Linked DNA regions of Mus musculus: all the other regions are linked to region 2. The links are chromatin loops, found by intact Hi-C in ENCODE. Cell type or tissue: heart. All regions are shown on one strand. Each heading gives the region's core, and the rest is flanking DNA. Links, peaks and the distances in the headings are about the cores only.

What was found. A loop is a pair of places that touch in the nucleus more often than their neighbours do. Peaks named below come from ENCODE experiments on the same cell type or tissue, not always from the same donor. Only the 100,000 strongest peaks of a DNase experiment are listed, where the experiment ranks them.
Region 1: it touches region 2 in a loop (2.7-fold over the local background); 5 of 42 quality-filtered maps call a loop at or near these places.
Region 3: it touches region 2 in a loop (7-fold over the local background); 17 of 42 quality-filtered maps call a loop at or near these places.

What each region holds. Positions count from the first base shown.
Region 1 is chr4:149,747,233-149,758,151 of GRCm38, forward strand. It overlaps Slc25a33 (solute carrier family 25, member 33), which reads right to left. Exons shown (of 7, transcript NM_027460.2): 3 at 8,843-8,920; 4 at 6,567-6,667; 5 at 5,172-5,238; 6 at 1,817-2,097. Among named protein-coding and RNA genes, the nearest start is that of Tmem201, 15 kb to the left of the region's middle. In heart, for the core only: a CTCF peak has its summit at 5,392 (motif pointing right); no DNase peak of the experiment used is centred there.
Region 2 is chr4:149,973,504-149,984,422 of GRCm38, forward strand. H6pd (hexose-6-phosphate dehydrogenase (glucose 1-dehydrogenase)) reads right to left here. Exons shown (of 5, transcript NM_001291004.1): 4 at 10,400-10,669; 5 at 5,971-9,418. The coding sequence ends at 8,055. Among named protein-coding and RNA genes, the nearest start is that of Spsb1, 24 kb to the left of the region's middle. In heart, for the core only: no CTCF peak of the experiment used is centred there; DNase peaks (open chromatin) are centred at 4,218 and 6,558; H3K4me3 peaks cover 586 bases; H3K27ac peaks cover 1,175 bases; H3K27me3 peaks cover 474 bases.
Region 3 is chr4:149,800,477-149,811,395 of GRCm38, forward strand. It overlaps Gm42354 (a long non-coding RNA gene), which reads left to right. Exons shown (of 3, transcript XR_881588.1): 3 at 1,255-2,053. Among named protein-coding and RNA genes, the nearest start is that of Gm42354, 15 kb to the left of the region's middle. In heart, for the core only: a CTCF peak has its summit at 6,400 (motif pointing right); DNase peaks (open chromatin) are centred at 6,425 and 8,275; H3K27me3 peaks cover 1,745 bases.

The DNA of each region.
Region 1 (10,919 bases), core at 2,609-7,608, 230 kb before region 2:
GATAGCCAAGCTTAGGCAGTGAAGGATTTAGAAAACATAAAGCTAGTGATAATGTAATAGCACAAGGGGACCGTGTTCTAGTTCCTGTAAGCAGCAGAACTCGGCAGCTTCAGCCATGTGGCTCTGGCTCTAGAGTTAAGAATGGAAGGAACTACTGGGAAAATTGATGCTGGTTAGCTGGAGCTAAGGAATTAGCAGTGATTAAGAAGAGACCAGCATCACTGAGGTGAAATCTTCTGGAAATTGTTTTCTGGGATCACAAAGAAGCTGTGTTGTACCTCACGCTGTGGCTGGACTTGGTAATGTGTAAGAGTCACTCAGGTGGTACTGCTTGTGAAGGAATGAAGGGATCATGAAGAGAAGCTGAAGCTTAGCACTGTGAGAGGCCAGGGAAGGCCAATGGAGAAGGTGAAGCCTCAGCTGTAGTTGATGGCCCAGGACTGAAGGGGTCATGCAAAGGATTTGAGGCTTGGCACCCTGAAGAGAGCCTATGAGAGGCTATTGGTGAAGCCTAGTTGGAGTGGAACACCCCAGTATATTGGAGATGTCAGTACCATGGGATGATCACCAAGAACTGCAGCCGTAGTGGAGTGGATCAACCTGAGCTTAGAGTGCTACAGAGGGCAGAGCTGAAAAGTGATGCCAGCCCTTAGGAGGAGCCCAAAAGATCAAGTGGAATCCCAGACACTGAAACAAGAATCTGTAACATTGAAATTGCCTTGGAGACTCAAAGATGTTAAAGATGCCAGAGTCATGGGATACATGTTGAGGAAAGCTGCTAACAGGGAGTGGAACCAGCCCAGGAGAAAGCAGTTTGTTGCAGTCAACAAAGATGAAAAAGGAGTGGAGATCTGAAGACCACTTTGACATCAGCCATGGAGATGCAGAGTTTGGAGTTTGCCCAGCTGGTTTCCTGCCTTGCTTTGGGGATTACAGTTAATTAAGTTGAGTGAATCTCAGAAGAGACCTTGAACTTTGAACTTTTAACATTGTTGCGACTGCTATAGACTATGAGGACTTTGAAAATTGGACTAAATGCATTTTGCATTATGCTATGTTTAAGTATGGCCCCTCATAGACTCATGTTTTTGAACAAGTCTATGGGGACCAGGGAGTGGAATGTGATGGTTTGTATATCCTTGGACCAGGGAGTGGCACCATCTGGAGGTGTGGCCCTGTTGGAATAGGTGTGGCCTGGTTGGAATAGGTGTGTCACTGTGGATGTGGGTATAAGATCCTCACCCTAGTTGCCTGGAAGTCAGTCTTCCACTAGCAGCCTTTGGATGAAGACGTAGAACTCTCAGCTCTGCCTGCACCATGCCTGCCTGGATGCTGCCATGCTCCCACCTTGATGATAATGGACTGAACCTCTGAACCTGTAAGCCAGCCCCAATTAAATGTTGTTTTTATAAGACTTGCCTTGTTCATGGTATCTGTTCACAGCAGTAAAACCCTGACTAAGACAGGCTTCTTTGAAAACAAAGGTTCAGTGACCCCCATTTTGGCCCAGCGAACCTTTGTGACACTGAGATGGAGCCAAGCAAGGTAGAGTAGGCCACCATTCACATGACTTGTGTCGCTCTGCCCTGCAGGGACAGAATGAGCATCTCCAATCTGAAAGTCCAGAACGTCACCTTGGCCAGATCAGACATGCTCACCATGCTTACCATGCCCCACGCTGGAAATCTCTGCATTTCCTGTCCCAGGTGTTTCAGGTAAGGGACACCCAATCTATGTTTGTATTTCAGTCTACACAGTGACAAATGACAAAGCCAACAACTGTTCTACTGCTCCAGGAGAAAAGAGAACTACATACCGTGTGGGTAAGCGATGCAGGAGGCACATCCCTTAGAAACAGCAGCAGCTGCCATGAGTCCAAAGAAGCCAGAGGAACTTTTCTCAGCTCCATCTGTGGAGGAGACGATCGGAGCGTCTTTCAAACACTTCTTTAAGCTCTCATAAATAGCAAAGCAGATGATTGTCTCCGAGATCCCAGCGTAGGAGGCGGTCAGCCCTCTATAGAAGCCGCGGACGCCTTCTGTCTGGTAGACACGCCGAGCACACTGGAGTGTGTTCATCTGCTTGCAGCCCCTCACCCTGTCGGAGGATCAACAATGCGCACTGAGAGACGTACCACACCAAGTCATAAAGGGCATCAGCCATGACACAGAAACCACACAGGAGAAGAAACCTGTCCTTGTTCTGAGGCCCCCTGACCTCTGGCCCACTGTGAGGCCAGTTCAATTAGCTGAGAAACCTGACAGGTCATATAACAGATGGCATCTGAATCTACAATCCCTGAAGCAGGCTTATAGCCTCTGACCCAATTCTAGAAACTGCTAATGGAAGACAACACTACAACACTTGTCAGAGGAACATTTGGAATCATCCATGTATCTAAGAGCAGGACTGGCTACGTAACGTTTGGTGCATACACACCATGAGGATAGCTGTGAAGATACAAGGAAGCTAAGCAGAAAGCAGACAAAATTAGATACAAGGTCAAACACCATGATACAGGAGAGAATGCCAAGGGAAAAGGTTGCTGCTGTCTTCCTTCTGGTTTACTGGGGATTAGACTCAGGGCTTGTGCATGGTAGACAAGAGCTTACCACTGAGCTATCTGCCGGGCCAATGGCTCCCTCTTTCTACTGCTCTCTGGAGTGTGATTTGTGTGCATGCTAAGGCCTGAACCCAGGGCCTCATGCATTGAAAAACAACATATTATATACACGCATATGTTTATATATACATTTCTTCTTAGTTTTGTCATACGGGATTTTTTTAAAAAAGATTTGTTTATTCACTTTATTTCTATGAGTACACTGTTGCTGTCTTCAGACACACCAGAAGAGGGCACTGTATCTCATTACAGATGGTTGTGAGCCACCATGTGGATGCTGGGAATTGAACTCAGGACCTCTGGAAGAGCAGTCAGTGCTCTTACCTGCTGAGCCATCTCTTCAGCCCCGTATGGAATTTTTAATCTAGGTACATTTCCTGATACTTTTACTCATTCGTTTACTTTTAAGTATCTATTATGTATTTGTGTGTGTGTGTGTGTACATGCACAGCAGGCATTAGTTTCCCTGGAACTACAATACAGGGCTGGTGTGGTGTTGGGAACTGAGCAGTGAGCACTCTTAGCTGCTGACATAGCTCTCCAGCCCATGATGCTGTATCTTTATCTATTATTTCTAAGGTCAGTCAGAACTCCTGCCTTGATCTTTTAAAAAAAAATAGTAACCCGGAGATGCTCTGTTTTTTAGTATTCTTAGGTCTCTGTGCTCACTTTATAAGGAAATTAACAGAAATCATCTTTTTGTTGTTTCTTTTACACACATTCCTCTTGTTGATAACACAGTGTCCTCTGCTTGAGAGGCAAGGAAGACTAGTTGTTTTACAGAGTAAAGTGGTGTTGATCCTAGAACCGAGAGTGTAAACAGTGAGTGGCTCATGCCTGTAACCCCAGAGAGAGTAGAGTAATCCTGTCTCAGAGAGAGAGAGATTTAAGCTAAACCACTAAACTCCTGTACTTGAATTAACTGTTTACTTGCTCAAACCTTTTTGTGTGCCTGCGCGCCCCTCCCCCCCATCCCTGCAGCTGGCTCCTTTGAAGAGTGTGGGAGCTGCCACCGCCTCAAGAGGCTCTCCTATTCTCTCCCGACTCCATCCAGCCTACAGTGTACTATGGATTCTCCAGAGTGCTGGACAACTCACACCCCTTGTCCCACCAGACTATAATCTTATTTGATGATTGGCTATACTGCTATAAGGTAGAAGGCATGACCAATTTCCGGGGCAACCACTGGAACAATATATACTCACAGATATTCACAGATCTCACCTAAATAAAGGTCTAAAACGTCCTAAGCATTAGAAAGGGCCTCGGTCAACACATGCATTTATCTGTTGCTAACCACCAGTGATATCACAACACTGTGAACACTTGGCTCTGAGGTGAGGCCACAGGCTTCCAGGAGACCAGGCTGGCCAGAAGCCTGAAGCACAATAGTTAAGAGGGGCAAGGGACTGGACACTCAGGAACATGGACATGTAGGACACACACAGCATTTTTGGAAACTACAAAGAACTGTCTCAATGCTTGGGCCAGAACTTAAGAGTTACCCTGGAAGTAACTGACCCTTGTCATAGGATTCTAGCAAGCACTTCAGAAGGCAGATGGACTGTGGTGACAGGAAACCCTCATCATGGGCACAAGAGGACGATGAACCAGGCAGGTTCCTCCTTCACCCTCCACGTATACCTCAGCCTTTCCCTCTCCCTCAGAGGAAGCTGGAGGGAAGATGAGCCTGCTAGTGTTTCCAGGGTTCACATTGCTGGGCCACACAGCACAATACAAGCAGTTCCTTAAACAGCCTGGGAGAGCCCAAATTTCTACTGGAAATTAGCATTCCTTCAAGAAGTATGAGTGTGGGTGACAGCCCACAGAAATAGTAGCTGTGGTCTTACACAAATAGAAACATTTTCCTGCCACATTCATTAGAACGTTAAAAGGCATTATTTAGTATACTTGGTGTTCTTTGGAAATTCACAGGTGTTGCTGGCCTGCTGAGAAATCTGATTTACATATAAAAGAATCATTATTACTGTATCACAAGTTCTTAAAATTTGATGAATTCATTTCAATTGGTTTCTATTTCCTTAAAACCTGGCTCTAGACAAGGGTAATAGGCCTAGGCCTGGGGAGGCTTGAGACAGCAAGACTGTAAATTTGAAGCAGCCTGAACTACACAGCAAGACCCTGTCTCAACAAAAAACAAAGTCCAAACATTTTGTAGGTTCCACCAGAATACTCAAGGAACACAAGAACTCCAGGTTAGATTCAGGACAGACACCAGAGACATCGGGGACTAGGTCCAAAGTGCCCTCGCTGGTGTCCTGGCTGGACAGCCAGGCCTCTGCGGAGTTTACAGCATCCCTCCTGACAGTGGGGCTCCACAAAGAGCCCCAGAGAGGAACACCCAGGAAGGAAGCTGGGACCATGGAGAGGCCCTTCTGTCCATCTTCCCTTGCTCTCTGGGGCTCCTCCCCCACAATGCTGTCAGGATAGATCTCAAATGACATTTCTGCATATGCATACAGGGCTCCTATTTCCCGTCCACAGCACAGCAGGACGACTCCGGGTACTGAAGGGACTGTTCACTTACTTGCGTTCTAGCTGCATCCTCGTTTTAACCATCCAAATAGGATTCATTAAGGTATTTGTGACAAAAGCTGGAGGGAAAAAACAGTCATCACTGATATAGCCAGTGTTTGCGAATGCAATCCCCATGCAGTGGCCCGCACGGCTGGGCGCAGAAGCAGTGGGTTAATTGCTCTCTGTCCGCGCCACAGCTGCCGCCGCCAAGCACAGTCCTTCTGGCCTCTAGGTGGTGCTATCACTTCGGTTCATTTCAATCCTAGGGCAAAAACTATCTGAAATTCCAACTTAGAAGCTGCAGATCCAGAGATAATTTGTTTTTAAACATGCTCATCAGTACTTATAGCTAACCCTGAATAAGGATGTTAAATCTTCCGTTACCTGAATTCAAACTTGGAAATTTAAGGACAAAAACATTAAAAGCCCATTGGCCCACAGGAATCATTTTGGTATGCCTTCAGCAGCATTTTAACACATTGGATCAGTCCCAAACCTCAATGCTCAGCCCTCCTCTAACAGCTAGTGTCCTCTACATATTAAATGAGGGCACTGGAGGGCACTGGCTTGAAAAGCTCCTTCAAGGTGTGCTTCCTTTACCCAGGGTGCCTCTGGGTTAATTTTACAAGCATTACAAAGCCGATTAACAGGGTCTGGATTACGGCTAATTCACCATGGCTCAATCTGATTTGGAATGGTACACTGTCCTTCTCGGGGCTCAGTATTAAGGGGAATCACTGTTCTTGTGTTAAGAAGTTTGCTTAATATTGCTTTTCTCTGACTAAAGATCATAACCTGGGTTAGTAATTTTATTGAGAGTAACAAAGGAAATTGGTGTGGACACGTTGCAGGCTGTTAACAGAAGGAAGAAATTCTAAAATGCTAATCTAAATTCTCTAAAAATTCTGTTAGATTCAAATGGACAGAAGCCTCTATGAAGAAGGGCAGAGGCTTCTCCTAGCAATTTAGGAGCCAGTGCTTTCTCACAAACACTCCCTGGGGCAAGCCCTGCCCTGAGCTCTGCAGTGCGGACTTCCTCAGAAGAAAACAGACCATCTGGAGGCATAAGGCCTTAGGTACAGCCTCAAGTACCACACAACACATAAAACCCTGATTCTTGCTGTGCAAGTGAGCTGTGCAGGGCAGATGCACCCCAGATACCTTGGGGAATCAGAAAGAAAGCAGCTCTCACTCCACATTACAACTCAATAGGGAAATCAGGAAGATGAAGAACAGAAAAGTAAAATTTGTTTATAAACTGCTAATAGTCATGTTCTACAAACTCCAATACAAAGCTTTAAAAATGGTTTTAGGGTCAAAAGAGGCAGGGAGTTAACATCTAATTCCTGGAAAGAAAAAAAAAAAAAAGAAAGCAAAACGAAACAACACTTGCTAGGGAACATACCTGCAGAGCCAGCTGAGAGAATGTGCACAGTATTGCTATTAGGCACGAAGATGCCATTGAATTGCTCTTTGGCTTTGGAATAACATGCAAAGTACACAGCCCTGGTAGGACAAAAAGAGAAAACCATTAAAGCATTACTGCACTTTAAAGTACACAGGTCCCTCTGCACCATCTATCCCAAAGAGGAGACCACAGAAGAGAGTAATGATCTTAGCCAGCAAGGAAACAAGAGGCTGGCTCACACCCAGGCTGCCACTGCACCTGGATGTTCATGCCTTCCAGAAATTCCAGAAAGTGCTGACAGCCATGGCCAGGATAACAGAGGAGAAATAAGATTTTTGGTAACACACATAAAAGTCCTTTCACACTCTGTCTGTTTGTTTATTGAGACAGAGTTTCTCTGTGTAGCCCTGGCTGTCCTAGAACTCACTCTGTAGACCAGGCTGGCCTCAAACTCATAGCCTCTGCCTCCAGAGTGCTGGGATGAAGGTGTAGGCCACCACTGCCTAGCTCTTTTCACATTCTTTATTCTGGATGGATGCTAATCATCTGAGTGGGAGTGAGGACTGTCATTTTACAGGTGCACTGTTTAACGAGCTCTGCTTTCATCTTGTGTTCATCTTGTGAACTGCCTACAGTGACTAGGGAGGTGTGCTTCATCTCTGCGATGCAGGAGCGCTGCTTCTCTTTGCCTCTGCTGAACAGCAGGTCAATCACAGAATCTATTTCAACTAAGGATCCTGACTACTGCTGAACAGGATCCCAGGAGACCACTGGTTTGGACTAAGTTCTGGTACCATATCCCCACAGGAAAGACAGAAAGGGAGTTGGGACGGTGGTGGTGCTGGTGGTGGCTGCGGTGATAGTAATCATTTGTGCTGAAGTTGCCATTCGTGTTACCAAGTCATTTGGCCTTCCAAGAAATCAGGATTAGGGAAAAGTAACAGATTTCCCACAGGGGCAAGTTCTAATCAGTGTAACCCTTTGTTGTTCTACTGTTCTCTCTCTTCTTCCATTTGAGTAACTCTGAGATATATAACCTTTGATGAAAACCTCTTTATCGTCTATCTAAACAAGCAAACATACCAATCTTATTTTATAGAATAAAGCACTGGAATTTGGCCAGATTTCAAAATAGAAAAGGCAAGGAAAACCTTTAAAGTCTATCATTAGAGGACTTTGGCCCGTGACAACACTGCCACTCGTCCCTTTTATACACACAGTTCCTGTCTATTAGCACTGCCCATAACTTCATCCAGAGACACTATCTATGCATGGATAATAAACATTTGGAAAGTGACCAGTATTCTCATCAAAAAGGTAAATGGATGGCTCAGCGGTTAAGAGTGCTGACTGCTCTTCCAAAGGCCCTGAGTTCAAATCCCAGCAACCACATGGTGGCTCACAACCATCCATAACGAAATCTGATGCCCTCTTCTGGAGTGTCTGAAGACAGCTACAGTAGTGTACTTACATATAATAAATAAATAAATATTAAAAAAAAAAAAGGTGAATGGAGACAACAGCTTACCGTGCAGGGATAGCGCGATTCTATGAAGCCTTTAAAAAGAATTAAAAAACCAAGGACAATGAGCTGGAGAGATGGCCCAGTGGTTGAGAGCACTGACTGCTCTCCCAGAGAACCTAAGTTCAAATCCCAGCACCCACATGGTGGCTCACAATCATCTGTAATGGGATCAGATGCCCTCTTCTGGTGTATCTGAAGACAGCTACAGGGTACGTACATATATTAAATAAATAAATACATCTTAAAAAATAAAATAAAATAGCTGGGCGTGGTGGTGCATGCCTTTAATCCCAGCACTTGGGAGGCAGAGACAGGCAGATTTCTGAGTTCGTGGCCAGCCTGGTCTACAAAGTGAGTTCCAGGATAGCCAGGGCTATACAGAGAAACCCTGTCTCGAAAAACCAAAAATAAATAAATAAATAAAATAAATCCAAGGATGTAATGTTATAGAAAGTAAACCCTAGGCGCCTTTGGAATTCCTTCAGACTGATGTTCCTATGAGTCACCAGGAAGTCATCTTGCTAAGAAAGCCGAAGACAGGGATCTGTGTGCACTCTAACCCTGGGCATTTCCACACCCAGGGACTGGTCCTCCGCACACTCAAGGTAAGAAACTCTCCCTTACAGAGACTGGAACCCACGGTTGCCACTGCTTCTTCACGTCAGACTTGGTTAGGCAACACAAACAGCCATTCAGCAGTGTCACTCTACTGCACTGGGGCTCGCTCGCTCGGCAGTTACATGCTTACCTTGATGGTGCAACTCCAACCAAATTTGGACCCAGGCCTCTAAAGAGTGACTTTGGTCCCTCCTTTTCCAGGATTGATCTGAGTAAGAAAGAGACATCGCTTTAGAATCTTTTTGACTTCAATAGCTGCAGATGTGGCTGCTTAGGTGAGTGTTTGGAGAACGTGAAGCCCTAGTGTATCGTCAGAACAAACAGGGTGCAGTGGCATAGACCTGTAATTACAGCCCTGGGGAGGCAGGAGCGGGAAGATGACAAGTTCAGAGTCATCTTTGGCTATATAGAGTCTGAGGCTAGCTGGGCTACACGAGGCTGTCTCAAAAACAAGCCAAGACCTCTGAGGAAGGCTTATCTGGGCAATAAGAAGCCAAGCATCACAGTGTCGCCCTGAAGGAATAAAGTGTTTGTTTAGAAGGCCCCTGACTCTTACTTCCCTCTGTAGAATATAACATCAGAAGGTTGTAGAGTCAGACAGGAATGCTACAAAGACTGTCTAGGAAAGCTCTGATCCTGTTTCTCAGTTCCTCTTTTTTGTTTTTGTTTTTGTTTTTTCGAGACAGGGTTTCTCTGTATAGCCCTGGCTGTCCTGGAACTCACTTTGTGGACCAGGCTGGCCTCGAACTCAGAAATCCGCCTGCCTCTGCCTCCCACGTGCTGGGATTAAAGGCGTGCACCACCACTCCCGGTGAATTCTCAGTTCCTCTTACTTCAGTCTGAAATCTCGCCTTCTCAGGAGGCTGAGACAGAAAGATCACATGTTCAAGGTCTGCACACACTACACAGTGAGTTCAGGGCAGCAAACCCCTGGCTTAAGATATACACTCACACTTACCTTGCATGCAGGAGACTCCAGGTTCAGGTTTCTATAACCTGGGCCCCACTATATTATTATGATTTTATTATTTCTGCAAACAGTCTCACTACGTAGTCCAGGCTGGCTTCTAACTTGCTATGCTCCTGCTTCAGCCTTCTAAGTACTGGGTTACATGTGTGTAAGACTTCTAGGTACTGGGTTACATGTGTGTAAGACTTCTAGGTACTGGGTTACATGTGTGTAAGACTTCTAGGTACTGGGTTACATGTGTGTAAGACTTCTAGGTACTGGGTTACATGTGTGTAAGACTTCTAGGTACTGGGTTACATGTGTGTAAAGCTTCTAGGTACTGGGTTACATGTGTGTAAGACTTCTAGGTACTGGTTACATGTGTGTAAGACTTCTAGGTACTGGGTTACATGTGTGTAAAGCTTCTAGGTACTGGGTTACATGTGTGTAAGACTTCTAGGTACTGGGCTACATGTGTGTAAGACTTCTAGGTACTGGTTACATGTGTGTAAGACTTCTAGGTACTGGGTTACATGTGTGTAAAGCTTCTAGGTACTGGGTTACATGTGTGCAATACTTCAGACTGAACAGATGACATTTCTTTCTTTCCTTTTTTTTTCTTTTGAGAAAGGGTTTTGCTGTGTGGTCCTGGAACTCATTCTGTAGACCAGATTGGCCTCAAACTCACAGAGACCTGCATGTCTCTGCCTCCTGAGTGCTGGCTGGGATTAAAGGCGTGTGCCACCACTGTCTACCAAAACCTGCTTTTTAAAAAACTTACTTTTAAGTGTGTATGTATGTGCACATTCAAAAAGAGTGTTGAATCTCATTTTCAAATGGTTCAGAGGAGTTTATGAATGAACACAGGGTCAAAATGACAAAGCAAGACAGTAACACGTTAAAAACTGGTGTGTCCAAAAAATGCCACAAGCAAGTCATCTGTGTTGCTCTTATAACTTCTACTATTTGAAATTATTTGAAAACAAAAGGGGTTCTTTAACAGCAGCAGCAGCAACAGCAGCAGCAGTCGGGCAGTAGTACACACCTTTAATCCCAGCTCTTGGGAGGAGAGGCAGGTGGGTCTCTGAGTGCTAGGACAGCCAGTGCTACATAGAGAAACCCTGTCTTGAGAAACCAAAACCAACCAACCAACCAACCAACCAACCAACCAACCAACCAACCAACCAAATAAAATGAAACCAACAGCACCAACAGCTCTTTCTACAGGCCATAACAGCTGAGGCTGAAGTGATAGCAT
Region 2 (10,919 bases), core at 3,658-8,657:
AGTGGGTTGTTGTTGTTGTTGTTTTAAAGAGGATACAAGGGCTAGCGATAGCTCATCAGTTAAGGGCACTGATTGCTTTTCTGGAGGATCCAGTTTCAATTCCCAGCCCCCAACACAGTGACTTACAACCACGTCTAACTCCAGTTCCAGAAGATCAGATGTCCTCTTCTGGCTTCCTTGGGCACTAGACACATGTGATGCACAGAAATACATGCAGGCAAAACACTAATCCACATGCAAGTTAAAAAAAATGAAAGATAAAAAACAAAGTTGGGAGGGGTGTTGAAGTAGAGATAGATCCAGATCCAGGAGAAGTTAGGGGGAGGGGAAAGAGGAGGATTACTACAAAATATCATATTAAAAGTCTTTATTTTAAAAGTACATTAAAAAAAGAAATCTGATATCAAACATTGGAAATGTTGTAGGGAAAGGGAACCTTTATTCACTGCTGGGGTATAAATTAATGTAGCCGTTATGCAAATCAGTTTGGAGACTCCTCAACAAGTTAAATGTGAATCTACCTTGTGAACTACCTAGCCATTCCAGACCCGGGCATTTACCAAAGCTTGCCATATTCCATCACAAAAAATGTCTGCACACCCGTGTTTACTGTTGCTCTATTTACAAGAGCAAGGAAATGGCACCAGCTTAGGCGCTCACCAAGAGATGACTGGATAAAGCAAGTGTAGTATATTTACATGCTGGAATACTACTCAGCAAATTTTTTTAAAAAAAAAAATGCAATTGTGAGATTTTTCAGGAAAGCAGATGGACCCAGAAAGTACACTATTCTACGAGGTGCCCCCCAGTCAGAGAGAAAAACCTAAAACACATGGTCTTCATCATATTCCGAGTGTGGCCTTCTACGTGCTCAGGAAAACAGCTGCCAGGAGACAATATAGATGTGAAACTTAAGAAGGAGATCGAGAAAATACTTGGTGATGAGGAAGGATAAAATATAGGACAAGCACACATGAGTCATGAGAATGGGGTTTTTGTTTGTTTGTTTGTTTGTTTTTGTTTTTTTAGTTTCGGGTCTGTTGTCATGATCATTTTTTCAGGGTGCCTATGTAAATTCAGCTGTGTTCTGAGTAGCATTTCTGATTTCCAAAATAATAACATTAAAAATAATTTTATTGTATATGAACATGTGTGTGTCTGTGTGTTTGTGTGTGCGCCTGTGTATGCCTATGTGTATGAGTGTGTGTGGGTGTGGGAGTGTGTGTGTGTCTCTGTGTGTGTGTGTGTGTGTGTGTGTGTGTGTGTGTGTGTGTGTGTGTGCCCTAGAGAGCCAGAAGAGGACCACCCTCCTCTCAGGTGACGCTAGCCTGTGTCAAGTTGACAGGTACAAACCAGCAGGACCCAGCAGGTCCTTTTTGCTCCATGTTCCTCCCCTGACCACACTAGCCAGACTCACAAGCCGTTCTACTTCATCTCCCAAAGGAAGAAACTTGGATTTTGGCAAGTAAACAAGTTTATTGCTTTAAAAAAAAAAGCCAGATGTTATATTTGACATACAAAAACCATAAATGGTCTCTGAACATACTTTATTCTCTGAGACAGTTCCACAAGGTCAGGGGAGGTTTAACCCCAGCCTGCACTCAGGAGGCAGAGGTAGGTTTAAGGTCATGCTGGTCGCCACCTATCTCGTCACCCCGACCCAGACCCTCAGCACCGTTCCAGCTTGCCCACTCTGTGATGGTTTGGATGGAAATCTGTCTGCAGACTCCTGCCTCAGGGACTGGGTTGCCAGCTGGTGGGCTCTGAAGGTGCTGAAGGTCACTGCCACATTAATCCCTTGCTGGTTTCGTAATGGGAGACTGTATCAGAGGTGACGAAAGGAGGTCAGCCTTCACTGGAGAAAGCCTGGTCCCTGTCAGCAGTGGTTTTGAAGGACACGTTTCGTCCCTTGCTCCTTCCCCACCTGTTTTATCCCACTTCCGGGTCACCATGCTCCTGCACTGACGATCTGCCTCAGTTCTGGCCCACAAACAACACAGTCAGGTGACCTTGGGCTAAAATGAATCATGGGCCAAAATAAATCCTTCCTTCTCTGTTTTTCTCTAGTGTGTCACAGAGACTGAGGAGTTGATGGCGACTCAGCCACCCTCACTCAGGCATGGGCAGGCAGAAGTAGCCCTGCTGGCTACTGAAGTTCACTTAGCCTCGCTCTCCCAAGTGGACAGATCAAGGAAGAGCTAACAGTGCCAGACCCAGAGATAAGAGAGAAACAGGGTGGGTTTCCTCATGCCCAGCTAGCCTGGTCCTTACCTTCTGTACTCACAGTGGTTGGTTTTTAAAAAAAACAAAAAACAACAAAACAAAACAACAAAAAAAAACCCCAGGGGGTCTCATCTACCTTAGGTTGGCTTGATATTAGCTGAAGACCTTGAACTCCCACGTGCTGCAATGACAGGTGTGTGCCACCGTTCCCTGTTTATGAGACACTGGGAATGCAACCCAGGGCTTTGTGGACATGAGGCATGTGCGCCATCAGTTGAGCTATAATCCCATAATGCATCATAACTGTTGGCATTTCGTCTAGGCTCCGCCCCACAGTTACCTAGCAACAGCCAGGCATGCCTGACTCACTGTAAAAGGGGCTGCTTGTCCCCTCCTCTCTCTCTTGCTCTCTTCTCTTCTCTTCTCTTCTCTTCTCTTCTCTTCTCTTCTCTTCTCTTCTCTTCTCTTCTCTTCTTCTCCTCCTCTTCTCTTCTCTTCTCTTTTCTCTTCTTCTCTTCTCCTCTCCTCTTCTCTCTTCTCCTCTCCTCTTCTCTCTTCTCCTCTCCTCTTCTCTCTTCTCCTCTCCTCTCTTCTCTTCCTTTCTCCTCTTCTCTTCTCTCCTCTCCTCTCCTCTACCCTCCCCTCTCCTCTCCTCCCCTCTCCTCTCCTAGTCTTGCTCCTGTTCCCTTACCCTCTTCTCTTCTCTTCTCTTCTCCCTCTCTCCCCATTCCCCTCGCCCTCTCTCTCCAGGTACTCATGGCTGGCTTCTCCTCCTCCTTCTCCTCCTCTTCTTCCTCCTCCTCCTCCTCCTCCTCCTCCTCCTCCTCCTCCTCCTCCTCCTCCTCCTTCTTCTTCTTCTTCTTCTTCTTCTTCTTCTTCTTCTTCTTCTTCTTCTTCTTCTTCTCTCTCTCTCTCTCTCTCTCTCTCTCTTTCTCTCTCTGCCTTTCTCTGTCTCTACTCCCTCAACCCCCCCCTCATGACCTAAATAAACTCTCCTCTATACTATACCTATGTCGTGTGGCTGGTACCTCAAGGGGAAGGGATGCCTCAGCACAGGCCCACAGAGGCACCCCTTCCCCCACACCATACCTCGTCCCCACCAAACATATCTCTGGTTTCTCTTTTTACAAAACGCAACAATAAACAGCTCCTCCAGACCTCTGTGAGGCCAAGGACCACCCTGACAAACACCGTGTCTATGTACACCTGCATCCTGACACATGTGGTGTCCGTGTACACCCACACTCTCGGTGCAAACTCTCGGCTGTTCAAATTGTCTCAACAGCATCTAGCAAATACAAACATTGCCACTCAATAGAAAGGGACAGAAAAAGATGCATAGAGTTCGTTTAAAACACCAAGCCATCAAAGCAACGTAGGACTTTAACAAACTCACCCTTGAGGTCAAAGAATGAACACAGGGGTCATTATTCAGAGGTCCTGTCCATGGTCACACAGAGACGTGGACATCCTCTGGGACCTGCAAATAAATATACTCCCAACCTTGATCGGCCGGAGGTACAAAACATCCAAGCCATCACTACCCACATGGCTTGCTAGATCACAGTGAAGTCTCTTCGGATCCCTTGGCAGGCTGTCTTGTGCTTGTGACAGAAGTGGTGAATTGACACCTTGCTCAGCTAGAAGCTGAAAGATCCTTGGGGTTCCTCACACCCACCTCTAGGTGTGAGGAGCCTACAGTGGGTGTGAGGAGCTTGCAGAAGGCAGGATTCGATGTTCCTGGAAGACATCTGCCCCGTGCATCTTCCAGGAACATGTTCTGGTTTGATGCCTGCTCCCTTCCAGGGGCCAAACCCTTGCAAGAAATCCTTTGATGCCTGGAGGCCAGTTCTGCTCCACATGGGATGCAGCATGAGGTATGAGCTGACTCTCCTGCACCTGCAGACTGCGCAGCTAAGCTACTGTGGCTGCTGACGGGCTCAAGGTACGCTTAGGCAGGGCTGTGCCAGGAACGAATCTCATCTTCAGCCGGGTACCCCCAAATACTACAGTTAAAATGAGCCCAGGCAGAACAGCGCAGAGCCTCCCAACTCACTGCCAGTTCAGGTTGGGTTCTAACTCCTGCCCGCCATCTTCCCCCACTGGATAAGCTGCCAAACCAATCTACGAGCCAAGTACCAAGGTCCCGGGCCACAGCACGACCTTGGGGGCTGAGACGCTGGTACAGAACTGTGGAGGGCAGGGAGCTGGGGGAGAAGAGAGCAGAAGGCAGATAAATGGGCCTGTTTTCTCCAGTTCAGCTCGCAGTCTCATGACCTGTGCAGCCTGTGACCCCTGGGGACAGCAGCCCTCCCCTGGACAGTCATTCCCAGAGCAGGCAGGGGCTGACCAGTACTGCTCTCCTTTCCCCACCCACGACTCATTCCCTGGAATGTTGCCAGGTGATTTTTCTAGTAGTGAGCGGAGGCCTGCAGGGGTGCCAGCTGTCTAAGATGAAAACGCAGCTGCGGATCTGCTGCAGAGCTGCTCTGAGGGGCTCGCACACTCCGCGGGAGACAAAATCCAAAAAAGGTTCCTGGAAATTAAGCTCTAAGAAGTAACCCCATGAGGGTTTTCTGGAGGCTTCTTCATTCCCTTTTGCATGGCACACCCCCGACTCTCTGTCAGAGTCAGAGAAAGAAGGCAAAAGAGCATGGGGGAGCTCAAGGCCTGTCAGGCTGCGGAGGAGGCCCTCCTGGGAGAGCGCTAAGATATCAGTCCAAGTGGAAGGCAGCTCTGATTCCACTAATTTGGGGAGCAAAAGTGAGAAGAGAGTATTTTCTCCAGAGCAATAGTAAGCCGGAAATTGGGGCTGGAGAGCTGGCTCTGTGGTTAAGAGCACTGGCTGCTCTTCCAGAGGACCTGGGTTCAATTCCCAGCACCCACATGGCAGCTCACAACTGTCTGTAACTCCAGTTCCAGGGCATCTGATACCCTCACACAGACACATAGGCAGGCAAACATGCACATAAAAATTTTAAAATCATTTAAAAAAAAAAAGAAGAAGAAGCAAGAAATTAACAAGATGGGACTACTTAAAGTGCAGTTACCAGGAACATTTGCCTGGAATTAGAAATCAGGATCTAGCCTGGAGATGCTAACTGGCATGTCGCCCCAAGGAGGACAACTTCTGCCATTTGTATGCCCCTGTGTCCTTCCCATAGTGGACTCACAGGCCTACCCAAGGAACCTGACTCAGCCATGTGAGCCCTTCATGGGTCCCCTGGAAAGGAACAGGCCCCACAGGGTGCTGGCATGGCTTCTAGAATCTAACATACAGTTTCTGGACAACACTGGACATTTTCCCAGTTTCAAATCTTCAGTCACTAAGGCCCTGCCACGTGGCACACTGGGCTATTGGCAGGACAAGGTGTGCCTGTGCATAGCATTTAGCATCTGCCCATCAGTGGGGAGACCACAGAGCCACCAGGCAAGGTGCAGACTTTTGCTTCCATTGTTTCAACAGGGAGTGAGCAGGGTGCAGTTAGAAGATCCCAGGCGGGGTCAGAGCCAGCCCAGGGTTACGGCCTGCAGGCCAGTGCTAAGCCACAGCTACAGGGACCCTAAGGGAGCCAGAAGTGAATCCAGGGAGGGAAGGCTGTGTCCCAGACACAGTGACCACATGTCCCTCTTCCCTTCCCCAGGAACCTGGACACCTTGTCCTGTCTTCCCAGCCTCAGATCCCCACTTCCAGACAGGCAGGAGGCTGGCAAAGGCTGTATTCGTCACACTGTTTATCAACTCAATGTTAAGTGGTTTGCAAGCAACAATTTTTTAATGAAAATTTTTAAAAAAATAGAGGGTATCCCAGGTCTTAAGGCTGAGAGCTCCTTCCTGAGACAGATTCGTACACAGATGTGACTGATTGGTAAAGCCCTGCTGGCTGTGGATGATGGTTCAGAAAGTCTGAAGAGCAGCATCTTCCGTGGTCCTGGCTCTGAACATCACTCCTTCCTAACCCGGGGCAGAAAGGGAAAGGGCACACACAGGTGCATGCCAGAGAACACAGACAATGTCCCCCACCAACCTTTCCAATGAAATTTTATTTGTGCTTGCTTCCGGAAAGGAGATCTTTGGTATTTCCCCCACACTGGCCTCCCCTGTGCAGAGACTCCCCACAGACAGAGGCGAGTCATTCATCTGGATAAGAACGGGACATTCTAGGCTCAGGCTGGGCAGTGACTCACCGTTATTCAGAATGGTGACACAGAGCCTGGGCACCCTCTCTCCTGAGGCATGCAAGGCCCCTTGCTCTCTGATGTTGCAACTGCAGAAGGCCGAGTCCCTAAGAACTGATGAAAACGCACTGGGCTAAGACGCCTGAGAGGCAGTGAGCAAGAAAAGCGAAGAAAAGACGTTTGGCACTAAAACCCGCCTCCTGGGTGGAATGTGAGTGGTGGCACGTGGGCTCCCCCACATGGCTAAAGGTGGAACTTCACCTGCGACTACCTGCATCCAAGCCTGAGCAAAGCAGGCCAGGAAAGGACCCCAGGGCGTTCCTCTTTTCTGCCAAGGAATAGAGGTGTTCTGTCAGTCTGGGTCACTGGAGGTCAGAGTAAGCAGAATTTCAACAAGAGTGCCTTTCATACAGAGCCCTCAGCTCAGGCTACACTCTATGCACACATCTCTAGTGAAAGCAAGAATTCTTTTCCATGTGCTGTCTGGGAGAAAGTACAATCAAATAAAAGGAGAGAAACAGATTTCCTGACGCTCCTCATCACAGGAAACCTCTCTATGGGAAAATTCTGAAAGACACGGAGACTCTGTGACTGACACATAGGTAACTGTGAGGACGGGCCATCCTAACCCTTCTGGGCCTTCCCTTGTTCACATGACTCAGCAGGAGGCCTAAATGAAAACTGTATGTGCCCTGAAATGTTTATGTTGTTGGCCCTGGAGGGGACTGAAGTTAGGAGCTGCCTGTAGTGTTCCCAGTGGTACCAGGTTCGTCAGTAAGAATGGTGGAGATGCCCGGCAGAGGAGGGGCTGCTGCCAGACTTGAAGCCAGAGAGAGGTAGTGTGAGGAGGGCTAGCTGCAGTCTGCCCTGATGCTGGCAATTGGCCACATAAGCCCTAGAAAGAGGCTGTGATCTGGAGTCACCCCCGACCCAGGAGCAGACAGAGCCCTCCCGTCTAGATAGATCAGAGATGCCCGACAGCCCAATGACAGCATAACAGTTCTTAGTGGGAAAGGGAGCCCCGGTCTCTAGATCTGGGGGAACTTCTGACGTGGCAGTGTCTGTGTCTGTAGAGAGGGAGAGGCTGAGGGGTAATGGGGAATACTGAGGACAGTGGGTGTCCTCCCAGAGTAGACAGAAGCTGCCCGGAGGAGCGCTGGATCTCAGCTAGGTGCACAGAGGGATGATGGGATACCAGAAGAGGCAAGGCGCCCGGTGCAGGCTCAGGATTGTGTCTACTCTGCTGGCCTGGCTCAGAGCAAGACATTCACCAGGAGTCTCTGCACCCTGCTCCCCATCAACACTGGCCCCTCTTTCCACAGAAACCAGTTTGAAGATCGCAGGCCAGTCTTGGCAGGCCACTTTGGTTCTTTAGCGTGGAGCCTTCGCCCAGTCTTACTGTGTGTTGTAGCTACTGGTGTGTAACTGCTGGAGGCCTTAGTCCCTCTCCTATCTGGGTTTTGAGGCCAGAGCTCTACCTTGTTTCCATGTGCAGGCACCGAAATTCCCGAGAACCAGTGGGTCCAGGAAGTCGGCACAGAGTTTTGTCCTCCCTTCTCTGGGGCCTGACTCTGGTACCAGGCTCCACACAGCTGAGGCACAGTGGGCAGCTAAAGAGGAAGGCTGAGAGTGACTAAGACCAGGATGGTACTGTCATCCCAGAAAGGCCTCGTAATCCATGTACCAAACCAGCTGCCCAGAAAGAGGCACCACACCTGAGATGGGCCACTTCTTGGGTTCATGGCCCACGCGGCTCACCAACGTTGTGATCTCACGTTTTGTCCTGCCCATGACCAGGACAGCTACCTTCTTGGCTCGGTTGATGAGGGGCAGGCTGAGGCTCATGCGTTGGTGTGGCCTGAACGGGCTCTCCGTCAGCACCACCAGCTGATCACCATCCAGGCCTGTGGGGGACTGTGGGAACAGAGAAGCTGTGTGCCCGTCGGTGCCCATGCCCAGGAGCACCAGGTCGAAGCTGCTGTTGGCCACCAGGGCTGAGATCTCACTGGCATAGGTCTGAGCTCCCTGGTCCTCCTCGGCACAGAGCCGCTGGTGCAGGTGCACTGGCATCGGGTGGATGTTGTAGTAGGGTACCCTGACGTGCTGTAGCAGGTGAGCCTGCAGGCCCTGGAAGTTGGAGTCTGGATCTGAGAGAGGGACACAACGCTCATCAACCAGCCAGAGGTGTGTGTGGGCCCAGGGGAAGCTGTAATGTCCTGTGGCCAGCTGCTGGAAGAGAGCTATGGGGCTCGAACCACCTGACAGTGCCAGGTGGAACTTGCCGAAGTGCCGTACTGCCTGCACCGCGGCGGCTTCAATGTCACTGGCCAGCTTAGAGATCAGCTCCTCTGGCCAGGCGGTAATCAGTGGGCTCTGTCTATACCGGGCCCCGAGGACCTGGAAGTCACTGGGCTTTGGGACTGAGCCTAGATCTGGTATCAGCACCTCCAGCTGCTGCTGGGAGAAGGTCAGCTGACCACCGCTAAACTCAAAGTCCAGCAGCTGGCCATTCTCGGCTCCCCCTGGGTATGGGCGTGGAACTTCAAAGGCCAGGCTGTCCAGTAACGGGGTCCAGAAGACCCAGGAGGCCAAGAGGTTCTCTGTGGTGATGAAGGACTCCTTTCGGCAGTGGAAGATGTGCGACAGGAGGGTGGAGTAGGCGTCTTGCTCCCGCACAGGCCTGTAGGCGTAGTAATCAGACAGAGGACGGCCGAACAGGCGGAGCCCAGGCTGGTCCTGCACCTCCTTCCACTTCTGAGTGGGTAGTGAGGGTTTGAACAGGTTCCGGCTGACCAGAATGGCAGGGTGGCCCAGCTCACCGTGTCCAATGTAGAAGATAATCTGCTGGGGCAGGCACCGGCTCTGCTCCGGCACCCAGTGTCTCTCGCTCTGGGTGCAGTACGCCCGATTCTTAAACACAATCCGAACATAGCCCACTCTCTCATCCAAGGCCTTGCCAGACATCAGGATGAAAGGGACACCCTCCCAGCGCAGGTTGTCGATGTGGACAAGGACACCTGAGGTGGGGAAAGAGCAGACATCACAGCCTGAGAGTGACATCACAGCCTGAGAGTGAGCTTTGCAGCCCACCTTGCACCTGGCAGCCCTGCCGAGCAAGCCCTGTCTTGCTTTGCCTTCAGCGTTCCCTGCCTCTTCTCAGGCAGGGCTGGAAACAGCTTGTGGGGCTAATTCTACAGCAGAACACCAGCACTCTGAGGTCCCTCCGAGACCCTCTGGTCTAACCAGGCTGGGTGCCTGCCTGCCTGCCTGCCATGGGAAGTTCTGTGGTGGGGCAGAAGTGGTGGGAGGCATGTTGGGCCTTGATGGGTAAGGGCACTGTCCTGAGGAAGGGCAGTTCTCTTGGTGTGAAGCCCCCAGGATGCCAAAACAAGGGCAAGCATGAGGGGAGACCAGGTGGGTGGGGAGGAGATGAAGTAGTCCGTGGGGTGGGGTAACATGTGCACGTGTGTTTAGGCAACAGTCATAGGAGCCATGACACACAGAGTCAAGCCTTGCCTCTGTGCCTTCACATACAAGGACAATGACTATACTTGCCTTGTGGGTGTGTTGGGACTAAGGTGAGGCACATACACTGTCTGCCACATCAAATGGACTCTAGATGGCCATGCCCTGTCTCTGCCTTCTAACAGCCAGCCATTCTCCCTAAATCCTCCTGGGACCTTCCAGGTAGCTCTAGCAGGTATCTGATGGCCAATGTGGTGTCTCTCCACAGGACCATTCCTTGGCTGTGGCTGGGTAGAACTCTGTGCCTCATCATAGAAGTGACAAACACAGCCCACCACGAAGGTGGTTCCTATCCGAGTCCCACAGATTTCCTGGGACTGCATGGAGCCTGAGGTAGGTGACCTGCAGCTTTAAGCTGGCAACAGGCCTAGGAGGTGAAAAGATCTCCCGGAGTCCCACACTGCAAAGGGCACTTGGTGGACCAGTGGCCTCCAGCTGCTGGTGGCCCCACAGACACCAGCTCCGGTGCCTACCTGCGAAGGTTGGTGTCAGGCTCTGGAAGCCGTCTGGCTTCTGCAGCTCTCGGCGCACCTGTCCGCTGTAGGCCTGGTACTGGCCCAGGATGGCACTGCTCTTCTGCAGCCCCCGCAGGGCCTGGAAGGCCCAGAGCTTATGCTGGAGCACGGCGGCTGAGCTGCTGATGTTGAGAGGCAGTTCCATGGCCACCAGCGTGAGGATCTCAGTCAGGTGGTTCTGCAGCGTGTCACGGATGACGCCATACTCCTCATAGAAACTGGCCCGACCTGAGTGACACGAGGGCCGTCAGAGGGTCCCCGGGATGCTACCCCATCACTGCCCTGGCATCCTCATTCTTCCATCTAACGAACCTATGACAAGGTGTGCCACAGCAAGCCTCACATGACACAGGAAAGGGGACGGTTGGACCGACCGCCCTTCATCTACAAGTATTCTAGGAGAAGGGATTGATCATCCCGTCAGGCCTTACAGGAATGTGCTTGGGGAGGTCCTAGTCTCAGGCCTAGGAAGAAACAT
Region 3 (10,919 bases), core at 3,558-8,557, 170 kb before region 2:
AGAAGCCGTGAAGGGGGGGGGGGGGCTGGAGAGATGGCTCAGCGGTTAAGAGCTCCAGAGGTCCTGAGTTCAAATCCCAGCTACAACCATCTGTAATGGTATCTGATGCCCTCTTCTGGTGTGTCTGAAGAGAGCTAGTGTGTATTCATAAAACAAAAACAAAACAATAAGAAGCTCTGAGGAGGCTGTGTGTGGGTGGAGGTGTGGGTGTGGGTGGAGGTGGGGGCTCTGCTATGGAGCCCGGAATGCACCCAGATTGCACAGTGTATGGGGTATGGATTCAGTAGGAAGATTAGACCTGCCCTGGTTCAAGCTGGTTCAAGCTGGCAGAGTCAGGGACAAGGCCCAGGTACAGCAGAGCAGTGCATTGTGGCTTAGGCTTTAATGAAATAATGAAAACAGGCCTGTGGAGGGAAAAAGGCGATCCTTCCAGTCACAGGCTCAGCCCAAGGCTAGAAAGTCATTATAGGCTAGGAGTGTCAGCAAAGGGACCCAGCACCACAACTAAGAGGGAGTTTACTAGGCATGTAAGGCTGGCTCAGTATTAGAAAGCCAATTAATAAAATTCACTGTTTGAAGAGACTGAAGAAAGAAAAAGACAAAACAAAACAATAATAAAAAACCAAAAACCAAACCACAAATAAAAAAAAAAAACAAAAACAAAGAACAAACAGACAGAAAACCCAAACCAAAACACCATGTGGCAAAAACACAAACTACATGGGGTAAAATGCTCAGCAACTAAGAGATGGAAAGGAACTTCAACATCATAATAAAAATCCACAGAGCATGGCCGATCCCAGAGTGGAAGACGAGAAGCTGGTGGCTCTCCTGCAGACAGCAGGCACAAGGCCAGCTCATCACTACTGTCTGACACCGTACGGGAAGTTTCAACCAATGCAATAAGACAAGAAAGGGAATAGCATAAAAGATTCCCCCCCTCCTCTTCTTCCTCCTCTTCCTCCCCCCTCCCCCTCCCTCCCCCTCCTCCTCTTCCTCCTCCTCCTCTTCCTCCTCCTCCTCTTCCTCTTCCTCTTCCTCATCCTCCTCCTCCTCCAGTTCCTATAACTAGCAAAAAACTGAATACAGTGAGCATAGAAAGGTTATAAGACAAACATTTGACCTGAAACCGGCAGAAATAAGGGTCCCGAATGAGGTGCTGTGTGTGAGGATCAGGTTAAGAAGCAGAGAAGACACAAAGGCAATACCTGGGGTCAGGAGGATTAAGTATAACATCTTATATACTACTTACAGGGGGGAGAACGGCCAAGCTACAGGTCAGACAGTCTTGGCAAAGAGAACACAGGATGCCTCAGACACAGCTGCCCAAGGACGGATAACTACCTCCCAGGGGGAAGAGTCCAGACCCCAGAAACCATGACAACCTTGACTCCCCTGAGGCATTGGCTGCAGCAGGTTGCAGGCCTCACCAAATCCGTTCCTGGTAAGGCCAAGGAAGAGATGCTCCCCTTGTCTTGTCATGCGGGCTTCCAAGGAAGTCTTGGATTGGCTTGGCTCCCTGCAAGCACGCGTAGATAAAGTCATTACCTTCCTAATGCATGTATCAGACAAGTGGGATTTGAAATTAAAAGCATGGCCAAGACAGCTCAGTCAGTCAACAGGGTCTAAAGCAAGGGAGTGAGGATTGGAAAAGAAGAAAAACAATTAGACAAAATTATAGCATGACTCCAGTCTGCACTGAGGCTGAAATAGCCTAGATACATCCAAAAACCATGGTCAGCTCTTAGATCAAAGACAAAGCAATCAAGCCAAGTAGTGAATAAAGAGATCACACGGGATAGTGATTAAGTGGTCAGCAAAGAGATCACACAAGGCATTAATTCAGCAAAGCAGTAAACAAAGCCCCGTGGTCACCGTTTCTGACATGCTTAGCTGAGCCGACTTCCTTGTTCGAGCCCAGTGACAAATGCCAAATTCCTAGAAGCGGCACCAAGAGCCCTCAACAAAAGCATATTACTACTAGGTCAGCGACATGGTTCACTGGGTAAAAGCACTTGCAGCTAAGACTGTGTACTGGTTTTGTGTGTCAACTTGACACAAGCTGGAGTTAGCACAGAGAAAGGAGCCTCCCTGAGGAAATGCGATCCAGCTGTAAGGCAGTTTCTCAATTAGTGATCAAGCGGAGAGGGCCCATTGTGGGTGGTGCCATCCCTGGGCTGTTAGTCCTGGGTTCTATAAGAAAGCAAGCTGAGCAAGGCAGAAGAAGCAAGCCAGTAAGGAACATCCCTCCATGGACTCTGCATCAGCTCCTGCTTTCTGACCTGCTTGAGTTCCAGTCCTGACTTCCTTTGGTGATGAACAGCAATGTGGAAGTGTAAGCTGAATAAACCCTTGCCTCCCCAACTTGCTTCTTGGTCTCCATGTTTTGTGCAGGAGTAGAAACCCTGACTAAGACAGGCTGTGACCTGAATCTGATTCCCAGGACCCACACGGTGGAAAGAGAGAACTGACTCTTGCAAGTTATCCTCTGATGGGCGCATGTGCGCTATAGCACACACACCGCCCCTCCCCCCGCCAATTATGCACAAATGTAATAAAAAGCTTAAAACTATTACCAATTGTATTAGAACTTCAAAAATGAAATATTAAGATACAGATCTGTGCAAGATCCACATAGGGAAATCTACAGACGGGAACTGGGGAGCTGGCTTAGCCGTCAGGAGCACCTGCTGCTTGTCTGGTTTGACTGTTGTTGTGATAAACACCATGACCAAAGGCAACACCACCCACAGTGAGATGGGCCATTACATATCAATCATCAATCAAGAAAATGTTCTACAGATTCATCTACAGGCTGGTCAGATGGAGACATTTTCTCTATTGATGTTTCCTTTCCCAGGTGATCCTAGCTTGGGTCAAGTTGATGAAAATAACTGTTCATCACAGACATCAAAAGCCAGCCCCAAAGCACTCTGGACTTCGGTAGATAACTGATGTTGTCAGTGTAGATTGTGGCCATGGCAGATGGCTGTGGGGTGCTGGGGCTGGAAGTGTGCAGTTTCTCCGGAGGGTTCAGCTCTCTGCTGCGAACCTAAAACTGCCTCGAAAAAGTAGTCTATAAAGAACAGAAAAGCCTGGTGTGGTGGTGCTTGCCTGCAATCCCAGCACCTAAGAGGCTGTGCAAAGGATCAAAAGTTCGAGGCCAGCCTGGGCTATATAGGCACGCTCTGTCTCAAAACCAAAACCCAAGTGAACAACCAACAAAAGTCCCAAAGTCCAAACAAAACCAGTCAGCTAACCGGCCAAACCCTAGTTCTTCACTACTGAAAAGTTGGGGGTTGGGATTCAAGGGGGACACTGAGGTGGACCGTCTATTAGGTCACTAATTCCATGGGCAGACAGACAGATGACACAGCCTGGCACAGTCTCTGAGGAAAGTTCTGGCCCACGAGGCATGTGGGGATCCCGTCTTTCTACAGATCTCGGAGGAAGGAGGATTCATGTAGCTGGGCTGTCAGAGGAAGGCTCGGGGAAGGGAGTGGGGAGTCACAAAGCCAAGCTGTTTCTGATGCCTGGGTATCAAGGGGACCAGAGAGGATTGGGGGGATGAAAATATACTACTCCAAGAATGTGGGGGGAAAGAATAAGGGGTACCTGTTATACCACAGGGAAATGTATGGCCAATGGTAGTCCTCCTATGCCCTGGAGTCTGGCAGCCTGAGGTCTGTATGTTTTCCTTGGGGAAGGGAGCATAGCATTCTACATCTCCTCAGTAAAAGGAAACTGTGAGCCACACTAGGCATAGCTTGAGCATAGAAGATCTCTAATCCTGTCCCCAGAGTGACACACTTCCTTAATAAGTCCACACTGACTCCAACAAGGCCATATCTCCTAATAGTGTCACACCCGTGAACCAAGCATTCTAACACATGAGACCATTGGAGCCATTCCTATTTAAACCACCACAGGGACAATCAAGAGGACTGACAGTGGCTGAGAAGCAAGGACAGGTGGTCTCTGTCCCCTGGACAGGGCAGTTGAGACCTAAGGTGCATGGCCCACTCCTTGCTGACTGGGATCCTCATTAAATTGAATCACTATAAACCCATTCCCCTATCTCTGCTTCCTGAAAACACAGAGGTAACACGAGCTGCCCCCAGAGGCCAGTACATGCACTGAGCGAGGACTAAATGGGTCCCTGAGGCTCCTTCTGGCGCCACTGTGTCCTTAGGTGGCTGCAGAGGAAAGGTAGCCATGGAGGTACTTAGGGCCGGACTGCATCGGTCTGGGAAGCTTTTTTCTGTGTCCCCAGGGCCCTGGCTGCATTTCTCTCAGCTTTCTCCTTCCCTCTCACATCACAGGATAAGACTGATGGACATATGTGGGGGATAGTCTAAAGGAACATGCCTTTATCTGCCTATAACCAACATCAGCAGAGTGGACCACACCTCAACTGAGAAACCCATCCAGAGGTGGTCATGTGTAGATTTAAGAATATTGGTGTCTCCTTGGAAATCGAGGTGTGACCAGAAACAGGGTACAGGGTAGGTGATCAAGGGTTGGGGGTAAGAGAATATTCCAGAGCATTGAAATCAGGGCAGAGAGACAGTTAAGTGAGAAGGGGTCATGGGCTCCTAGGACTTAGGTCAAGTTAGGGAGCAAGAAGGAGAGAGACAGAGAAGGGCTCCCCTTCTTGCCCCATTTTCTCCCCTTTGTCTCACCAGAAGCGTCCAAAAATAGAGCCCTGTTTGTTTGTTTGTTTTTCGAGACAGGGTTTCTCTGTGTAGCCCTGGCTGTCCTGGAACTCACTCTGTAGACCAGGCTGGCCCCGAACTCAGAGATCCTCCTGTTTCTGTTTCCCGAGTGCTGGGGTTAAAGGCATATGTCAGCAACAGAGTCCTTAGCTGCCCAGAAACCCCAGAGTTCTCTAGATACAAGTGTCAGGTTGACATCATTTGAAAGAAGATGTGGAGCTTGTAACTTCTCTATGACAGCACCTGTGTGGTTTCTGTTTTTTATTTTAGACTTAAGATTTATTTTAATTTTATGTTATGAATGCTTTGCCTGCATGCATATAAGGGTACCACATTTATCCACTGCTCTTGGAGGCCAGAAGACAGTGTTGGGTCCCCTGAAACTGGAGTTACAGGTGGTTGTGAGCCACTGTGTGGGTGCTGGGAACTCAACCCAGGTCCTCTGCAAGAACAACAAGGGCTCTTAAGCACGGAGCCATTGCTCCAGCTCCCAATATCTGTTTTTAAAAACCATTCTTAGGAGACTGTATCTCGGTGTGGGAGGGCTTGTCTAGGATGTAAAGAGACCTGAGTTCCATCCCTGGGATCACATAAAGCCAGACATGGTAGTACAAGCCTACACTCCCAGAAAATGGAGGATAGGGTCAGAAGTTCAAGGTCACCCTTGGCTACATGGACAATTTGAGGCTAGCCTGGGCTGCATGTGGCCCTGCTTGGAAAAAAATATTTTTAAATGATAAAAGTAACAGAAACAGAGATCTGGGGACCATTGAACCCCCCTGGCTTTAACCGTGAAACAGTCAGCTTGCTCCATTGTTCACGAGGACAAAGGTTGGGTTAGAATAGACACAGTTCTCATCCTAACAACAGGTTCCAAGTGAGAGAGTAAAGGTGGACAGAGACCCTAAAGACCAGGAGATTCTGATGCAGACAGATTAAAAAATAGCTAATATTTTTATCACTGGTGAGGCCGTCCAGTGGTATCAGTATTGGACTCCGGCTCTAATGTCAGTAATAAGTATGGCAGTATCAAGGTTTCTTTATATTGTGTGTGTGTGTGTGTGTGTGTGTGTGTGTGTGTGTGTGTGTGTGTGAATGAATGCAGTTGCTATGTGTGTGTTTGTGTGTATGTGTGTGTGTAGTGTGTGTCTCTGTGTGTAGTGTGTGTATGCTTGTGTGTGTATGTGTGTGTGTAGTGTGTGTCTTTGTGTGTAGTGTGTGTATGCTTGTGTGTGTATGTGTATGTACGAGCATAAGTGTAGTTGCCATCTGATCCGAGGCCAGCAGTTCCCACTGGAATTGGCGTCAGAGGTGACCGAGCACCATTTTGTGGGCCCAGGGAACTGAACCTAAGTCCTCTCACAGAGCAGCAAGAGTCTCTTGGTTTCCTGATCTTTTGTGATTAAATAGTTACAGTGGGCCTAGAATGCTTTCTGGAGTCAGCTTTAAGATGACGCTGTTGTGGGAGATGGCAGAGATCAGGGTGAAAAGAGACTAGAGTTGTGTGTGTGTGTTTTAAATTTATTTTAGTTGTTTTAAAAAATATACCAGAAATTTAAAAACCTTTAAATGTTATGTAGTAGGCAGGACTAGCGTTCTTGGTGTTCAAAGAGGCTTAGATGACTGAGGGGCAATTCAGTCAACCACAGGCAACCAGCACCCGCATCTGGCAATGGAGTAAATGCTTGTTGCCCACCAGGGGGCGCCCGAGACCATGCTAATCCATATAGGATAGGCCCGTTTGCTCAAAAGCTTGCAAAGTCAGGGCCAAGGCCATGAGCTGAGAAACGCGGTTGACTCTGAGTGTCACTTTGAGAACCTTTGGTTTCCATGTGGGAGGGGGAAGGAAGAGCGAGAGGGAGAACACTTTTGTTGAGGTATAACTCACATATCACATAATCCACCTATTGAAAATGTACACTTTAGTGCGTGTGTGTGTGTGTGTGTGTGTGCGCACGCGTGCGTGAATGCATTGTGTAGACAGGGTCTGTGTTGTTCCCGCTGTGTAAGCGAGTTAGCTGGCCCGTGTGCTAGCCTCCTGGAACTGAGCCATCTCTTCTTGCCATCTCCACATGGGGATTCGAGGATGTCAGCTGCATCCTTCCATGCTAGGTTTTCCGTGGATTTGGATGCTTCAAAGACTTGAGTAGAGTTACCTCTGACCCAGAAGTCCCGCCTCTAGGGAATCTTCCTTCTCAGCCCCCAGAAACCACTGTGCCTTCTTCTGTCTCTGTGGGTCTGTGTACCCTGTGCATTTCAGCATTTCATAGCCGTGGGCTACACATTGGGGGACTCTCAGCTTCTGCCTTCCTCCTCTCCGAGATAGACTTCAAAGGCTCACCCGTGTGTTAGGTGTCAGAGCATTAGCTCTTTTCAGGATGAATAATGCCCTAAGTATGTGTGGTCTGTACTCACTCATTCATTAGTGGATATTAAGTTGTTTATCACTTACAGTTATAGTGCCGTTATAATATTTGCACATGTTTTTGCTTGACCTGTTTAATTTTAATGACTTTGAGACATTTATATCTTTACATGTTATGTGTGTCTGTACAAATGTGTGTGTGAGTGTGCCACAGGACGTTAGGACGACTTTGAGTCAGTTCTCTTCTTTCACCAAGTCGGTCCTGGGGATTGAACTCTGGATGTCAGGCTTGGCCGCAAGGGCCTTGACCCTGATCATTTCACCGGCCTGCCGAGATGTGTAACTTTAACAACACTTCTCCTTCCTTCCTGTGTGCGCTCGTGTGGACACGTATGTGGAGGTCAGAGGGCAACTTGCAGGAGTCAGTTCTCTCCTTTGACCTTAAATGTCTCAGAGATTGAACTCAGAGCCTCAGGCTTGGCAGAAAGACCCAAGGGCCGTGTTGCTGGCCCTTGACTTGCTAATTTTAAAGGGTTAATGCAATGCAAAGCTCTACCCAGAAGAAGAAAACCTCTCTTGGCCAGAGGTAGAATCAGATTTGTAACCCAAATCAGTAAGAACCAGGGTGTCAGATGGGAAGGAGACCAGGGAATACTTTCCGTAAAGTGTAATTAACCCAGCTTGGACCAGCGACTGGGAGCTCAGGGTTGCTACCTGCTGAGTCAGCAGTAGTTAGAGTCCCATCCCCACTACACACTTCGTGCTGCCCCGGTACAGCACCGAGGGATTGATTTCGGGTTCCCTGGGAAAGGTGAGACCTTGGTCTGCAGTCTTGTTACTTCCTGCCCCGCTGATCGAGGCCTGCTGTTACTTAATCCGCCAGAACCTGTGCCTACCTCCCTATAATGGAGCCCTGAATGTCCTTCTGGATGAAACGAGATCGTGTGCTAAAGCGCTCTGGCTGGGTGGAGCATGATCCGCAGACATTTACGGGAGTCCTAGGATGCTGGTGAGCAAGCAGGTGGGCCCCGTGGTTCAGGATCCCTGGCTTGGCTATCTAGGGTGAAGGTGCTTGGTGCAGGAACACAGCGATGCTGAGGGTGATTGGGGGGGGGGGAGGCTGCAGGTTGAGAGGAGGGGAAGAGAGAGAGAGGATGCAGGCTCAGACATGCAGAAGCCCAAGGGAATCACGGAATCATGGGTCCTCCCATCTGGCCCAAGTCGCGCCTGTAATCAGCTGAGGAGGAACGTTAGAGTTGAGAAAAGCGCTCTGGGAGAGGAGAAGACAGTCCTTACCAGGGGGATTTTCTCTTAGGCCTTCCCACGTGGAGTTTGCTGATAATTTTGGAGGGAGTTTTGCCAGGAAAAGGCAATAAAAATGATGGAGAGGCTGGAGGGCCCACTGATGAGGCGAGATGAGAGGACTTGGCCTCTGGATTGATTTAGAGGAGCCGTGGGGCTGGGGTGGGGGTGGGGAGCGTGGGGGAGCTGAGCTGGCAGGTGTTAGGAGAGGAAGTGATAGGACTTCTGGGCACAGAGCCTGCTTAGGAGAGCAGTGGCCCCAGGAGGGCTGTGGAGATGCTAAGGGGCTAACATCCCTCCCATCTCTGCTCATCCCAGACACACTGCCTCCTTCTCAAGCTTTTTTGGAAGCACTGGTTGGTTTTGCAGCCTGGCCCTCCAGGTTATACATGGACTCTAGCCTGGTGACACTGGTCAGAGGTGCGTTCAGCACGGCCAGCTAGGGGTGACTAAAGGCTTTAGTCAACTGACAGGCATTTGACCAGTTCTTCTAGGCTCCTCTTCCCCCTCCATTCCTTCCCTCCATCCTCCCATCCCTCCCCCTTTCCTAACTTACTCTTTTGTTCCTTGCTACCTGCCTTCCCTCCGTTCTTGCGTCCTCTTTTCCCCTTCCTTTCTCCCCATTTTTTCCTTATTTTTGGTTTTTCCAGATAGGGTTTCTCTGTGTAGCCCTGGTTGTCCTGGAATTCATTCTGTAGACCAGGCTGGCCTCGAACTAAGAAATCTGCCTGCCTTTGCCTCCCAAGTGCCGGGATTAAAGGCGTGCACCATGTTTTTCCAAATTATCGAATTCTAATTGTGTATGCATGCACCACCGTGCTTGGGGAGGTCAGAGGGCAATTGTGGGAGAACGTCCTTATGCGGGTTCTAGGGATGGAATTCAAGTCATCGAGCTTGGCTGCAAATGCCTTTATCCAAGGAGCCACCTGGCTGGCCCTTCCCTTTCTCTTTTGGATAATTCTTGCTATGAGTTCTTCATCCTTCTGCCTCAGCATCCAGAGTGCTGGGACCACAGGTATATGCTACTTATATTATTTACTTTCTGCTGCTGTGGTAACACACCAAGGCCAGGGCAATTTACAGAAGAAAGGGTTATTCGAGATTACAGAGGTGTGAGTCCAGTGTGCGGGAGAAACATGGCCACAGGCAGCAGGAGGATGCTGAAGAAACATGGTGGCAGGCAGCAGGAGGATGCTGGAGGAACATGGTGGCAGGCAGCAGGAGGATGCTGGAGGAACATGGTGGCATGCAGCAGGAGGATGCTGGAGGAACATGGTGACATGCAGCAGGAGGATGCTGGAGAAACATGGCCGCAGGCAGCAGGAGGATGCTGGAGGAACATGGTGGCATGCAGCAGGAGGATGCTGGAGGAACATGGTGGCAGGTAGCAGGAGGAACATGGCCACAAGCAGCAGGAGGATGCTGGAGGAACATGGCCACAGGCAGCAGGAGGATGCTGGAGGAACATGGCGGCAGGCAGCAGGAGGAACATGGCAGCAGGCAGCAGGAAAATGGTGGCATGCAGCAGGAGGATGCTGGAGGAACATGGTGGCAGGGAGCAGGAGGAACATGGCCACAAGCAGCAGGAGGATGCTGGAGGAACATGGTGGCAGGCAGCAGGAGGATGCTGGAGGAACATGGTGACATGCAGCAGGAGGATGCTGGAGGAACATGGTGACATGCAGCAGGAGGATGCTGGAGGAACATGGTGGCATGCAGCAGGAGGATGCTGGAGGAACATGGCCACAGGCAGCAGGAGGATGCTGGAGGAACATGGCCACAGGCAGCAGGAGGATGCTGGAGGAACATGGCCACAGGCAGCAGGAGGAACATGGCAGCAGGCAGCAGGAGGAAAATGGTGGCATGCAGCAGGAGGATGCTGGAGGAACATGGTGGCAGGATGCTGGAGGAACATGGCGGCAGGCAGCAGGAGGATGCTGGAGGAGCATGGTGGCAGGCAGCAGGAGGATGCTGGAGGAGCATGGCGGCAGGCAACAGGAGGATGCTGGAGGAGCATGGCGGCAGGCAGCAGGAGGATGCTGGAGGAACATGGCGGCAGGCAGCAGGAGGATGCTGGAGGAGCATGGCGGCAGGCAGCAGGAGGATGCTGGAGGAGCATGGTGGCAGGCAGCAGGAGGATGCTGGAGGAGCATGGCGGCAGGCAGCAGGAGGATGCTGGAGGAGCATGGTGGCAGGCAGCAGGAGGATGCTGGAGGAGCATGGTGGCAGGCAGCAGGAGGATGCTGGAGGAGCATGGTGGCAGGCAGCAGGAGGATGCTGGAGGAGCATGGTGGCAGGCAGCAGGAGGATGCTGGAGGAGCATGGTGGCAGGCAGCAGGAGGATGCTGGAGGAACATGGCCACAGGCAGCAGGAGGATGCTGAGAACCCTTCCTTTACCACAGATAAGAAGCAGAGGAAACTGGAAGTGGTTTGGGGAGTTTGATCTCAAAGCCTAGTAACATACTTTTTCCAGCAAAGTCACACCACACGAATTCCATTCAAACAACTGGGCACCAAGTGTTCAAATGTCCAAGAC